Regions from separate parts of the Homo sapiens genome. Here region 2 is linked to region 1. A link is a contact called in ENCODE Hi-C or POLR2A ChIA-PET data. All regions are on one chromosome and are shown on one strand. Each heading gives the region's core, a stretch centred on a gene start or an enhancer-like site at or near the end of the contact. The rest is flanking DNA. Distances are from core to core; before and after follow the strand shown.

Region 1 (6,542 bases), core at 1,700-4,199:
TATTTAGTTTAGAGGAGAGCCCCAGGTATGAACAAGTGGCATTAAACTTTGCAGATTCTCCTATTAATATAACCCTGAGTATTATTGGTGAAGTAACAGTAGTGTAGTACTGCATTAGCAACTTAGTTCTCTCTTCCAAAAGGCATGAAGAAGGGAAGAATCTGTTAAATATTCGAAACTCATAATCTCAATACAACAAGCTATAAATAAAGCCACCATTACTATTGCAATACTTGAATGGACCAGGTCAACTTTACAAAAAAAAAAAAAAAATTCCCCACTAGACACTGTGCCCATAACCTTCATGGAGCTGCCACTGGGCTTGGTGTTGCTGTCCCCAAGATCACTAGAGACTGTGCTGCATTTCCATGATGCCAGAACACTTTACTCACATATTCTACTCTACGGGAAGGAGGAAAACGGAGGGGGAACTAACATTATTGAGCATATTCTACATTTTACACGATTCTTTTTTTTTTTTTTTTTTTTTTTGAGACAGAGTCTCGCTCTGTTGCCCAGGCTGGAGTACAGTGGCACGACCTCAGCTCACTGCAACCTCTGCCTCCTGGGTTCAAGCGATTCTTGTGCCTCAACCTCCCGAGAAGCTGGGATTACAGGTGCCCGCCACCACGCCCAGCTAACTTTTGTATTTTTAGTAGAGACGGGGTTTCGCTATGTTGCCCAGGCTGGTTTCAAACCCCTGGCCTCAAGTTATCCACCTGACTCAGCCTCCCCAAGTGTTGGGATCACAGGCGTGAGCCACTGCACCTGGCCTTACACATGGTTCTTGACACCTTATCTTATTCATCAATCCTTACCACTATTGAGGTGGACTCATTAGCTCCATTTCTCAGATGAGTAAACTGCTCACAAGACTAAGTAAAAGGCAAAACTAGGATTAAAACCTAGTTCAGGGCCTTTAATATATCCCCTTAACAACGTAGCTAACTTTGCAACCAGAATTATCTTTTTCAAATAAATTTCCTATCATTTACCTGGCTTAAAATCCTGCAACAATGCCTTAATGCACTTGGGATAAACAAATACCAAGTTCCAGATTGTCGTCTGTAGGATATGGTAAATGCTGCCCACCTTTCCCAGCTCCCATTTCCTTTCCACCCTCCAAGAATTCATAACACTTCCACTTTGGAGGCTTCAAGCTACTGCCCCCTCTGCCAGGAATACCCTCCCCTGCTGGTTCTTTCTCCCCCTTGGTCCAGAGAGGCATTCCCTGACCTTCCTGTCCTGGAATTCTGTTTCCTCGTGGCACCTGTTGCACTTTCTCGGAGTCATGGTTTGTTGTCTGTCTTGTCCCCTTTACAGAGCTGCACCAACAGGATGCCTAGGTCTGCCCTGCTTGGTGTCATGGACCCCACACCAGGCACATGGTAAGCACCTGGCCTGGCTAGAGACACCCATCTCGTTCCAAGCAGAGGCCGGGTCACACTCACCCTGGGTTCTCTCCTATCGGGTCTGGCATAGTGCTTGACGTGCAGCAGAGGATAAATGTTTACTGAATAAATACATACATGCATAAAAAATAGTCTCAGAACTGTAGACCAAAAGAATGTAAATGTCCCACACTGCCATTTATGACAAGTTGTACTTAAACGGCAGCCTATTTTTACATAAATAACAGTTACATTTATTTTACTACTACAGAAAAATGATTATTTTATGTCTGTTAACTACTAATTTGGAGTCCTTTTCACAGGAATGTGTTGCTGGTTTATTTACTGGATTACTCAGTAGCTCTTAAAGTGGCAGGTATCAAGTGGGGAAGCTAATTCCCACTTCTGGGTCTCAGCAGGTATGTGTGTCGAGTTATCTAAATGGACCTTGTGTTTTCTTGGGGCTGCCTTCCTACAGGTAAGAGAAGTATCACTTGGAATTGAAAGCACTCCCATCCCCAGGCATCTGCACAAGAAGCTCCCTCTGCCTGGAAAGCCCTCTCCAGGGCTTGCTCCTCAGAGGAGTGTTCCCCGTACTCCCTACATTAATGTTGAGGCTGCCTGCACCACCTCCATCCCACCTGCATCCTGCTTGGCCCTGTCACTCAGTCTCCTATCACTGTGCTTTGTTTCCTTCTCAGCACCTTTCGCCATGTTAAACCATTTCATTATTTATTTGCTTATTATCCACAGGTCTCCCCTGGATCTGACAGTTATAAGATCCACGGAAAGAGAGGCTTTGTCTATCTTGTTCTCTGATACATTCCCAGTGCCTACAGGGTTGTCAGGCACGAAATAGTCACTCAGTAAGTATCTCTTAAATGAATGGACAGATGCAGTCCTTGGCTCACATCAACGGATCACTTGTAACATTTGAGAAAATGGTGATGTTTCCCTGAATAACTCCACTCTTTGGATTGAAGACCAAGTAAACATACATATAGTGCTGTGTTTTTACAAATGCTTTAATAGTGAAAATTGCAAACACATACGAATGGAATGTGAACAGCATCACATAACATCACAAAACATCACAGCACATCACAAAACAGTAGAAAGTATCCCTCTTCAACAATTACCAATACATGGCCAGTCTTGCACAGGTAAAGTACTATGTACTTAATGCTGCTAAAATAAGACCATTGAGAGAATTTCAAAAGTTATATTAATGTCTGATCCAACATGGATTCATATTCAACTTAGGGAAACAAACTAGCAGATTATAAATTTCCAAAGGGCTCATCTAAGTTTCACATGGTGCTGAGAATAGTAATCACTCCTTTTCTCAGAGACTTCAACCCTCCTATATATCCAGAGTAAGAAAGCTGTGAGTATCAAAAATAGATGTTCTACAGCCCCAAGGGGTCAGCCATGTCTCCACTCCTAATGCACTCAGTGGCTGCTTTACCTACCCTGATTTGACCTGTTCTATTATCTAGTTTTCCAGCACACACAGCAGATACGACAGCTAACAAGCAGGGCTGTGAGACAGGGTGGCAGCCGAACGGTGTCTCCTGGCAGCCCAATACTGTGACAAGAGGTGAAAGCTGAGGGCAACCCAAGCCCCTTTCACCATGTGGAAAATAATGGATGCTCATGATGACATCCAGCAGCCTCTGGCTCTGCTACGACAGTGAAGAAATACAGCAAAACAGTGCAGGACCAGTGTTTGAAGGAATAAGCTCCAGTGATCTGAAAAATTAACTTCTATTAAAATACTCATGGAAGGGAAGACATAAGCAGCAGGTTGAGTTAGAAGAAAATTTTTTGTTGGATTAGGATTTATTTTAGATAAAGATTCTAGACAATTTCAATGATTTAGGATTAAGCTTGCTTGGTTTCTGTTTTAGTGTTTTGACCAAAAGGGTGTAATTACATGTAGTTTTCGTCCCAGTCTCTATTACATGGTCCAGGTCAAGAAAACAGGAGTGACCAACAGAAGAAAACATACTCCAATGAGGCACGAAATGAAAAGGTGCAACTGGGTATGCCCAAATCAGCAGGCCTCAAACCTGTCATGAAACATGTCTAAAAAAAAAATACAAGGTAAATTAGCATTCCTAGCATCTTCACCTTCACTTCTCCCCCACTTACCAAAAATGAAAGGTGGGAAGGAGAGAGGATAGGAAGAACACTTTTTTCTTTTACAATCATCAAGGAGAACAATCATTTTCATTAGTGTTTCTATACACAAAATCTTTCTCTGCTTGAGACATTAAAAAGAAAATTTTGGTCTGGGCCTTTTGGTTAGCTTCCTACTTTTCTGGAATACCATTCCAAGGACAATGAATATCCTTTCAAAGCTGAGACCTTATTCTTTTCATCAATTTACAAAACTACCTATTCACTCTACTTTCATGTAAAAGTAATATGCGGCTGGGTGCGGTGGCTCACGCCTGTAATCCCAGCACTTTGGGAGGCCGAGGTGGGTGGATTACCTGAGGTCCGGAGTTCGAGACCAGCCTGGCCATCATGGTGAAACCCTGTCTCTACTAAAAATACAAAAATTAGCTGGGCCTGGGGGCGTGCACCTGTAATCCCAGCTACCCAGGAGGCTGAGGCAGGAGAATCTCTGGAACCAGGGAGGAAGAGGCTTCAGTGAGCCGAGATTGCACCACTGCACTCCAGCCTGGGTGATAGGGCAGGACTATGTCTCAAAAAAAAAAAAAAAAAAGTAATATGCATTGCTTAGAATAAACATTGTAAATTGAAAGTGAACTGCAAATAAGTTTGCCCTTAAAGGGTCATATCCTCCAAGATAAATGCTATCTTAAGGTACTGGAAAAATTCCACTGCAATCCTGAGGCCTACTAGGCAAATGGAACCAATGGAAACAATGAAAAATACATAAATGACACCTTTCCCAAAGATATTCAGAGAAGGATTACTGCAGCAAGACACACTAATGTTAGTGTAGTTCAGAGTAGGGGGTCCCATAATCAAACATGTTTTTTAATGCCTGCCTCTATAAGCCCCCAACTTAAAAATTCCCAAAGCATGGTAGCATATCAAGTGCACTGAGAAGTTGTGCAGTAAATAAACTGATTTAACTTTATTTTACTGCAGAGACATTCTTCCCTGCATGGCAAACATTAGCATCCAGTTCAAGGGAACACACTTCAAGGAAAGCTGACAAATCTCAAGTAACAATAACCAGCTAATACAGAAAAATAGACTCACAGTCTTCACTTTATGAAGGAGGAAAAACATACTCAGAGACCTACTTTTAAAAATGTCAGAGGACCATAACAATGATGCCAGTAACCCCTTAGTACAATCTTTCCAGAAAGTTTTTCTACATTTGAAAATAAATGCAAACAGCTGAGCTTTTTATTCGCACTTTGATCATTTCCATTGGGGTATTTTAAAATGAGACAATGGGTGTGCCCCTTCACTGACTCCCTCAGTGAGGACACAATAGAACAGAACATCTGCCAATAACTGATGAGAATCAAGGTGGGGAGAGAGGAAGGGAGGAGAATGCCCTTGGAAAGCCAAGAGTGGGAAGAACAAAAACTCTTGGTGTCGTCCTGTGCTCTGAAGACTAGCCTGCTTCTGGTTAAACCACTTGGGCTCTTGGCTGGCCCCAATCTACCTAAAGCTCCAAAGCTTCCCCCAGTAGAAGTTTTGTTTTTTGCTTATAGACATTTCACTTTTCCTGCAAGTCCTATTAGTTGAGTGACTAAAAAATCTGCAGAGTTTACTTATAGAAGTACTTTTATTGATTAATCCAAAGAGAAACTTAAGCTTTTAAATCAGGTAAAAAGGGGCATCAAACACAATACATTGAACTTTTAATTAACAACACTGGAAGCATTTTTGGGCCCACAACAATTTAACTCACTTCAAGTCCAATTTAACTTATTTCAAGTCACTAGAAGGAGTGACCCCAGGGGAGGGCTCATCGACAAGATCCTGCAGACACAGGGCTTTAACTCCAGACCCAGGAGACTCAGGTCAACAGCTAACAGCCCCTGCAAAAGTCCATCACAGTCCATTCTCTAGAAGGTCTCCAGAAATGAGAACATCTAGTATTTCCACTAAGGAAAGCCAACAATTTGGAAATTCCCAACCCCCAACTCAAGGGATCTGTGGCAAGGTGACTTGAGGAGTTTGGAGTCCATGTTGTTTTCCAAACACCAGTGAAGAAACAAACCTGGAGGATGGAAAAATAAACCATGGTACTCCATACAATGCAACAGTTTACAGCAGTGGAAGGACATTAACCACAGTTTCACACATCAATGTGGATGAATCTGAAAAAAATAATGTTGAAAGAAGAAAGCAAGCCCGTGAATAATATATTCAACATGATTCTATTACATTAATTCACCAAAAAGGGCAAAACTAAAAATATATTGCTTGGGGATAAATAGTTAAATGAAAAACTTAAAAAAAAAAAAAAAAGAAAGAAATGATAACCATAAAAATCAGGAAAGTGAGGTTATTTAGAAGGACACTCCTTTGGGTCCACTCTTCTAAAACATGGGTTATCTGTGTTTTCAGCTAGATAGAGGGTATGTGGATATTCATTTCTATTATTATTCTTTAATTGTACATATTTCTTCTTTTTTTAATTAAAAAAAAATAGAGATGGGGTCTCACTACATTGCCTAGGCTGGTCTCAAACTCCTGGGCTCAAGCGATCCTCTTGCCTCAGCCTCCCAAAGTGCTGGGATTACAGGTGTGAGCCACCACACCCAGCCTGCACATATGTTTTACGTATGTTTTATCACCTTCATATATATTCCACAATTTTAAGAAGTAAGCAAGGCCAGGCATGGTGGTTCACGCCTCTAATCACAGCACTTTGGGAGGCTGAGGCAGGTGGATCACTTGAGCTCAGAAGTTCAAGACCAGCCTGGGCAACATGGCGAAACCCTGTCTCTACAAAAAAATTACAAAAATTAGCCAGGCATGGTCGCAGGTGCCTGTATTCCCAGTTACTCAGGAGGCTGAGGCAGGAGAATCGCTTGAGCCACAGAAGTGGAGACTGCAGTGAGCCAAGATTGTGCCACTGTACCCCAGCCTAGGCGATGGGATTGAAACACTGTCCCTAAATAAATAAATAAATAAATAAATAAATAAATA
Region 2 (6,542 bases), core at 2,104-4,603, 100 kb after region 1:
GCAGCTGCCCGGCAGTCCCGCGCAGTGTGCCCACACTCCTCAGCCCTTGGGCGGTCGATAGGACCGGGCGCTATGGAGCAGAGGGCGGCGATTGTCGGGGAGGATCGAAGGCGCAGGAGCCCACGGCGGCGGGGGGGAGGCTCGGACATGGCAGGCTGCAGGTCCCGAGCCCTGCCCCGCAGGGAGGCGGTTGAGGCCCGGCCAAAATTCGAGGCAGCGCCGGCGGGCCGGCACTGCTGAGCGGTGACAGCGTGCTGGCAGCTTTCTCAGCCCTTGCTCTCCGTGCCTCCTCTGCCTCAGCGCCATTCTGGTAGCGCTGGAGAAGCCCTTCTCTGGGCTGGCCGAGGCGGGAGCCGGCTCCCTTGGCTTCAAAGGAGGTGTAGAGGGGGACGCATGGGCGGGAACCAGGGCTGCGCGCGGCGCTTGCGGGCCAACTAGAGTTCCGCGTGGGTTTGGCAGGCCCCGCAGTTGGAGCGGCCTGGCCGGCTCTGCCGGCCCCGGGCAGAGGGGCTTAGCACCCGGACCAACAGCTGCGGAGTGTGCGCCGGGTCCCCCAGCAGTGCTGGCCCACTAGTGCTGCGCTCGATTTTTTGCCAAGCGTTAGCTGCCTCGCCGCAGGACAGTGCTCGGGACCTGCAGCCCGCCATATAGTCCACCCCTGGCGGTGGGCTCCTGCGCGGCCTAAGCTTCTCCGACGGGCGCCGCCCCTATGCTTCACGGCGCCCAGTCCCATCAAACGCCCAAACACTGAGAAGTGTAGGCGTCCGGCGCGGGGTTGACAGGCAGCTCCACCTGCAGCCCTGATAAGAGATCCACTAGGTGAGACTAGCTGGGCTCACTGAGTCTAGTGGGGGCTTAGAAAAAACCTTTATGTCTAGCTAAGGGATTGTAAATACACCAATCAGCATTCTGTGTCTAGCGCAAGGTTTGTAAACACACCAATCAGCACCCTGTGTCTAGCTCAGGGTTTGTAAATACACCAATGGACACTCTGTATCTAGCTAATCTAGTGGGGATGTGGAAAACTTTTGTGTCTAGCTCAGGAATTGTAAACACACCAATCAGCACCCTGTCAAAACGGACCAATCAGCTCTCTGTAAAACAGACCAATTGGCGCTCTGTAAAATGGACCAATCAGCAGGATGTGGGTGGGGCCAGGTAAGAGAATAAAAGCAGGCTGCTAGAACTAGTAGTAGTAAATAATGAAAACGTTTAGTATCTTGGTATGTGTAGGATTAAGTGCTTTGGATGTTTGAGTTTTGTTTGCTGTGGTTTTATGGATTGTAATGCCACGAAGATCTGTAGCTTTAATGTTTTTAGTTAGTGATAAAAGTGTGAATCCGCCAAGAGAAATAAGTAAGTGCTGATGTGTTGGTTTGAGAGCTGTAATATTCACTGCTAAGGTCTGTAATTTCTCTCCTGAGCCAGCAAGATAGTAAACCCGCCAGAAAGAAAAAACTTCAGAGACACTACTTTCTACAACTGTAATGCTCACTGTGAGGGTCTGCAGTTTCATTTTTGTAAGTCAGACCAAAAACCTGATTGTGGCCGTTGGGGAACTCTGCGTCCTTTGTAGCTACTGGTGTGAGTGTAAATTTTCTGTTGAGGGCCAGCAGTGTTTGTTAACTCTCCGGGAGTGCGGGGTGGCAGAGCCCAGGCCTGCACACCCGGAACTCGAGCTGGTTTGCAAGGGCTGCTGCAGGCCTGATTCTTGCCTGCGCCTCTCCATACGTGCCTGCAAGCTGAGGGAGTCGGCTTGGGCCTCAGTTATTCCAGAAGAGCTCCCACCGTGCAGCAGCGAGCTGAAAAGCGACTCAAGGAGGGCCAGGGTGGGTGCCGAGGCCTAGAAGGCCCCGTGAGTGAGTGAGAGGGCTGAGGGTTGTTAGCGCACTGTCATTTCTCAGTTTCCTGAATGGCTGAGACTGCAAGTGTGTGCTACCACACGTTTGGCAACATCAGTTTTTCTTTTTGAGACAGGCCCTTATTCTTGCCTAGGCTGGAGTAGAATAGCATAATTATGACTCACTGCAATCTTCGCCTACTGAACTCATAAGCCTAGCATCCCAGCCTCCTGAGTAACTGGGACTACAGGTGTGCACCACCCTGGCTGGCTAACTTTTTTTGTATTTTTTGTAGAGATGAGGTTTTGCCGTGTTGCCCAGGCTGGTGTCAAACACCTGGTCTCAAGTAATCCACCTGTCTCCATCTCCCAACGTGCTGGGATTACAGGCGTAAGGTACCACACCCAGCCCCAGTGTTTAATTGTAGAACTGAGATAAAATCTTACCTACGTTGCTATCAAAGGAATTACTGTGAAACATTTGAAGCTTAAGCCTCAGGTCCTTCATTTAGATGTGCCTTTTTTATAGCTTTTTGCAAATTCTGTACGCTAAGTAATACTTGGCACAGTAAACTTAAGTTTCTTAATGAGCACCCCGAGTGTATAAACTCCAGACCTCATGCAATTTGGATCCCGTACTAATTGGGCGTGGTAAGTAACCAGACTGGAAGCTCCGTGAGGGCAAGAGTCCCCCAAGCCCAGCATTCAGAACCTGGCTGACAAGTGATAGGAGTTTAATAAACGTTTGTTGAGGACTGAGTGCTTGAAGATCATGTACATTTAATAAGGATCTGGAAAATAGTCATTATTAAGTGGCATTTTTTTGTATAAGGTGTCAGGCAGAAAGGAAAAACGCACTCAAAGATGTTTACATGCAGAAATATGCAAATGTGATTGGTTTCGAATCCACCCACAATACCTACGAAGAGTTTTCAACATCATAGGAACAAATTGCAGGTTTAGAAGTGTAAACTTTTCCCTTTGCTCTAAAATGAATTTGCTTTTTCCCACTTACTGTCATCTAGTAGAGACCATCTTTGGAAGACAGCTGTGGCAGTTTGCCCTTGTCTGCAAGAGCTTGCCAAAGGGGACACTGATGCAACATTAATCATATTCCAAGCTCCATACAGTGCAGGTGAAGTCATTAGAACAGCAAACACCCTGTCTGTTCCTTAAGAGACAGATGATTTTCATTCGGTGATAACTGGTATTTTTTGTGATAATGATGGGGAAGGTGAGGGCTTCACGAAAGCCGGTCAGCAATCAGTTGGGAACACAGGAACAGTGGTGTGTGTGTGCGCATGCACTCACATGGTCTTTGTTATAGCTGCCTCTGTAAATGGAGGGAAAAAAAACAAAAAAACAAAACAAAACAAAAAAACCAGCTGAATCCCCTGGGAATAGCAATTAACTGCAGCTTCAGTGCCTGAGCTAGTAATACAGTGAGCACGAAGACATTGCTGGGCTAGAAAGGTTTTGCTGTTCTTTCCTCCTCCGCTCCTCCTACCTTCTCTGGAATCCTTCCTCGAAGGCGCTCACCCTGCTCATTATCATAAAGAATGGCTGGAATGTGAGGATGACTGGGACTCACCCTGCCGTTCCATTGTCTGAATCTTAAACACTGCTCTAGTCTAGTCAAAGGAAATGAAAACAGAGGGACAACCCAGCTTATAAACACTGGGTACAAGATGTCAGTGCCATCGCTGCTCCCTGGAACACTGCTGTTTGTCACACAGAGCCCCATCTGTTTAAAGCAGAGGAATGCTCTTTGCTTGAAGAGGAAAGGATGAATTGATAGCAATATTCCCTAGCTTTTTCATTAGAGGGTTTGAAAAATAGCCTTTCCGAAGAATGACACCTTTATGTATAATCCAATTGAGCTATGAATTTAAGAACATTACTGGGCTGAGGTTTTCATCTGCTTTGATCAAGCCTAAGGTATGGCAGGCCTCCAAACCTTTCCTTTGAGAATGCTGCTGTTAATGAATTTCGTAAATCTGACAAGTTTTTGCTGCCCCCTCAAAAAAGTATTTGGCTTAATTTTATGGTGAGCAGAATTCAAAAGGCAAAAGGAAGGAAAATAACAGCTTTATTTTTTGAGACAGGGTCTCGTGCTGTTAGCCAGTCTGAAGTGCAGTGGCGCAGTCTCAGTTCACTGAAGCCTCCACCTTCTGGGCTCAAGCGATCCTCTTCCCTCAGAATAGCTGGGACTACAGGTGCACCCCATCAAGCCTGGCTAATTTTTGTGTTTTCAGTAGAGATGGTTTCACCACGTAGCCAGGCTGGTTTTGAACTCCTGACTTCAAGTGATCCGCCCTCCTCGGCCTCCTAAGGATTGAGGAAAAATAATTCAAGTATGGTTTGCAAATTCCTTTATACAATATGCTGATTTGCTGGCACCAGCTGAATAGCTGCAACATTTTGGGTACCACTCAGGAGTGGTCATAGAAGAGAGTGGGGAAGGGAACAAACAAAATAACCCAGAGAAAATAAAACTATACTTGAATTATTTTTCCCCAGTCCATTACCTATTAGGAACGCTGGAGGCCATAGGTATCGGTTGAGGAAAGGCAGCCATGCAGCAGGAGTAGGTGGTGTGGAAGTCATGCAAATTATAGCTGCTTTTATGACCGCTCAAGGCCAGTCTTGACTACATCATTTTCACTTGATGGCAGGTAGAGCGGTGAAGGGCTGATTGGAAGTGGTGGGGTGTGTGTGTGTGCTGCTTTTCAACCTGTGGCCCTCAGAACAGGGTGATCATGTGCCAAGGGTTTTCACACCAGAATGACACACAAATGTCAGCTTGTAGAAATTTTATTTTCTGGGATTATTTTCTATAGAGAAGATCTCTCCAATTTTCTTCCTAAAGAATAGGAGCCTGACTGCCAACTTTCTGGCAGAAAGACAAGGAAAGAGATTTATGCAGGGTCTCACGATGCTGCGTGTAGATATTCACTTAACAGTATCTCCCTTGGAATGTACCAATGTTCTTACCTAGAGAAGTTCTGGTCAGATTTTTTTTTTTTTTTTGAGACAGTCTCGCTCTGTTGCCTAGGCTAGAGTGCAGTGGCGTGATCTCAGCTTACTGCAACCTCTACCTCCCGGGTTCAAGCAATTCTGTCTCAGCCTCCCAAGTAGCTGGGACTACAGGCACATGCCACCACGCCCAGCTAATTTTTTGTATTTTTAGTAGAGACGGGGTTTCACCATATTAACCAGGATGGTCTCGATCTCCTGACCTCGTGATCTGCCTGCCTCAGCCTCCCAAAGTTCTGGGATTACAGGTGTGAGCCACTGCCCCTGGCCAGATTTCTTTAGAGAATAAATTTCTGGGGACAGTGAGGAGAAGACGACTTGCCTACCTTCCAGGGGTGAGCAAGGGGACCCGGGGAGGGTCTCATTGCCTTTTAAATAGATTTTCAATGATTATGCCAATTTTGAGCCCTTTTACAGCCCTGCCTTCAGCAATACCTTGCTTCTTTACACCCTGAGATTGTCTGTGGTTCTCAGCACTCATTTTTGGCAGGCATACAGATATGTTGACACCTCTCATCCACTGTTGTCTCTTCTGAGGATTTGCCGCCTCTTTTCGGTTACTTCCATCAGTGGTTGTGGAAGTCAGAATTTTAAAAAGACACTCAAGATTCCCACCCACTGGTGAACATGCTTTATATAATTCCCTCCACTGGAGTGTGGGTAGGATTCGTGACTATGATGGGATATCACTGCCGTAATTGGGCTACAGAATACTTGACTTTCAGTTAATCGAAAGGGAGATTGTTCTGGGTGAGCCTGCCCTAATTAGCTGGACCTTTTACAAGATGGTGAAGCATCACAGAGACCTTCCAACGGGCCTGGCCTGGAAGAAAGAAACAGCCGTGTTGTGAACTGCTATGGAAGGGGCTCATGGTTAACATGAGAGTGGTTCTTGGAACTGAGAGTGGTCCCTGGCTAGTAGCCAGTAAGAAAGTGGGGACTTCATCTCTATAACTCCAGGGAACTGAATTCTGCTCACAACCTGAATGACCATGGCAAGAGGACCATGAGCTTCAGATGAAATCACAGCCCCAGCCACACCATATTTCAGCCTAGTGACACCCTGAGTAGAGGACTCAACCTGTACCTACACTCCTGACACAAACTGAGATCAGTTAGTCTTCATTTAAGTCATTAAATCACTGATAATTTGTTAGGCAGCAATAGACAGCAGATACAGTGAGGTTTCAAAGGTAGAGGAAATAGATTATATGGTACATATGTTTTTTTTTTTTTTTTTTTTTTGAGACTGAGTCACACTGTTGCCCTGGCTGGTGTGCAATGATGCGATCTCAGCTTAGTGCAACCTCTGCCTCCTGGGTTCAAGCTATTCTTCTGCCTCTGTAGCTGGGATTACAGGTGCCTGCCACCACGCCCGGCTAATTTTTTGTATCATTAGTGGAGATGGGGTTTCAGTATGTTGGCCACGCTGGTCTCGAACTCCTGACCTTGTGATCCGCCCACCTCAGCCTCCCAAAGTGTTGGGGTTACAGGCGTGAGCCACTGCACCTGGCAGATACATATGTTTTTATTCGCTAGCATCCTTTCTTGAAAGCCATTCTACTCTGTAGTGCCAGTGGGGACATCAATAGTGGTGTCCCCTCCTGTCTGACTATAAATGTGGATGGATGCCCACCAGCCACACTGATTGTCTCAGGAATGGACA

Evidence for each region. A loop is a pair of places that touch in the nucleus more often than their neighbours do. ChIA-PET counts read pairs that join two places held with the same protein, here RNA polymerase II (POLR2A).
Region 2: a loop to region 1 is called in a map of endothelial cell of hepatic sinusoid, with 5 times the contacts of the local background. The contact joins two enhancer-like sites. A Hi-C loop is called at or near these places in 1 of 168 maps with a recorded cell type or tissue (endothelial cell of hepatic sinusoid). POLR2A ChIA-PET finds 5 or more read pairs at or near these places in 2 of 52 experiments (H1 and PC-9).

What each region holds. Positions count from the first base shown.
Region 1 is chr6:17,916,767-17,923,308 of GRCh38, forward strand. The region is part of intron 2 of KIF13A (kinesin family member 13A); the gene reads right to left. Among named protein-coding and RNA genes, the nearest start is that of KIF13A, 68 kb to the right of the region's middle. Within about 2 kb of position 2,950, at least 2 of the 41 ENCODE cell types and tissues checked have a DNase peak (open chromatin) inside an H3K27ac peak, as active enhancers do.
Region 2 is chr6:18,019,643-18,026,184 of GRCh38, forward strand. No RefSeq gene overlaps it. Among named protein-coding and RNA genes, the nearest start is that of KIF13A, 35 kb to the left of the region's middle. RefSeq lists an enhancer at 2,618-3,571. Within about 2 kb of position 3,354, at least 2 of the 41 ENCODE cell types and tissues checked have a DNase peak (open chromatin) inside an H3K27ac peak, as active enhancers do.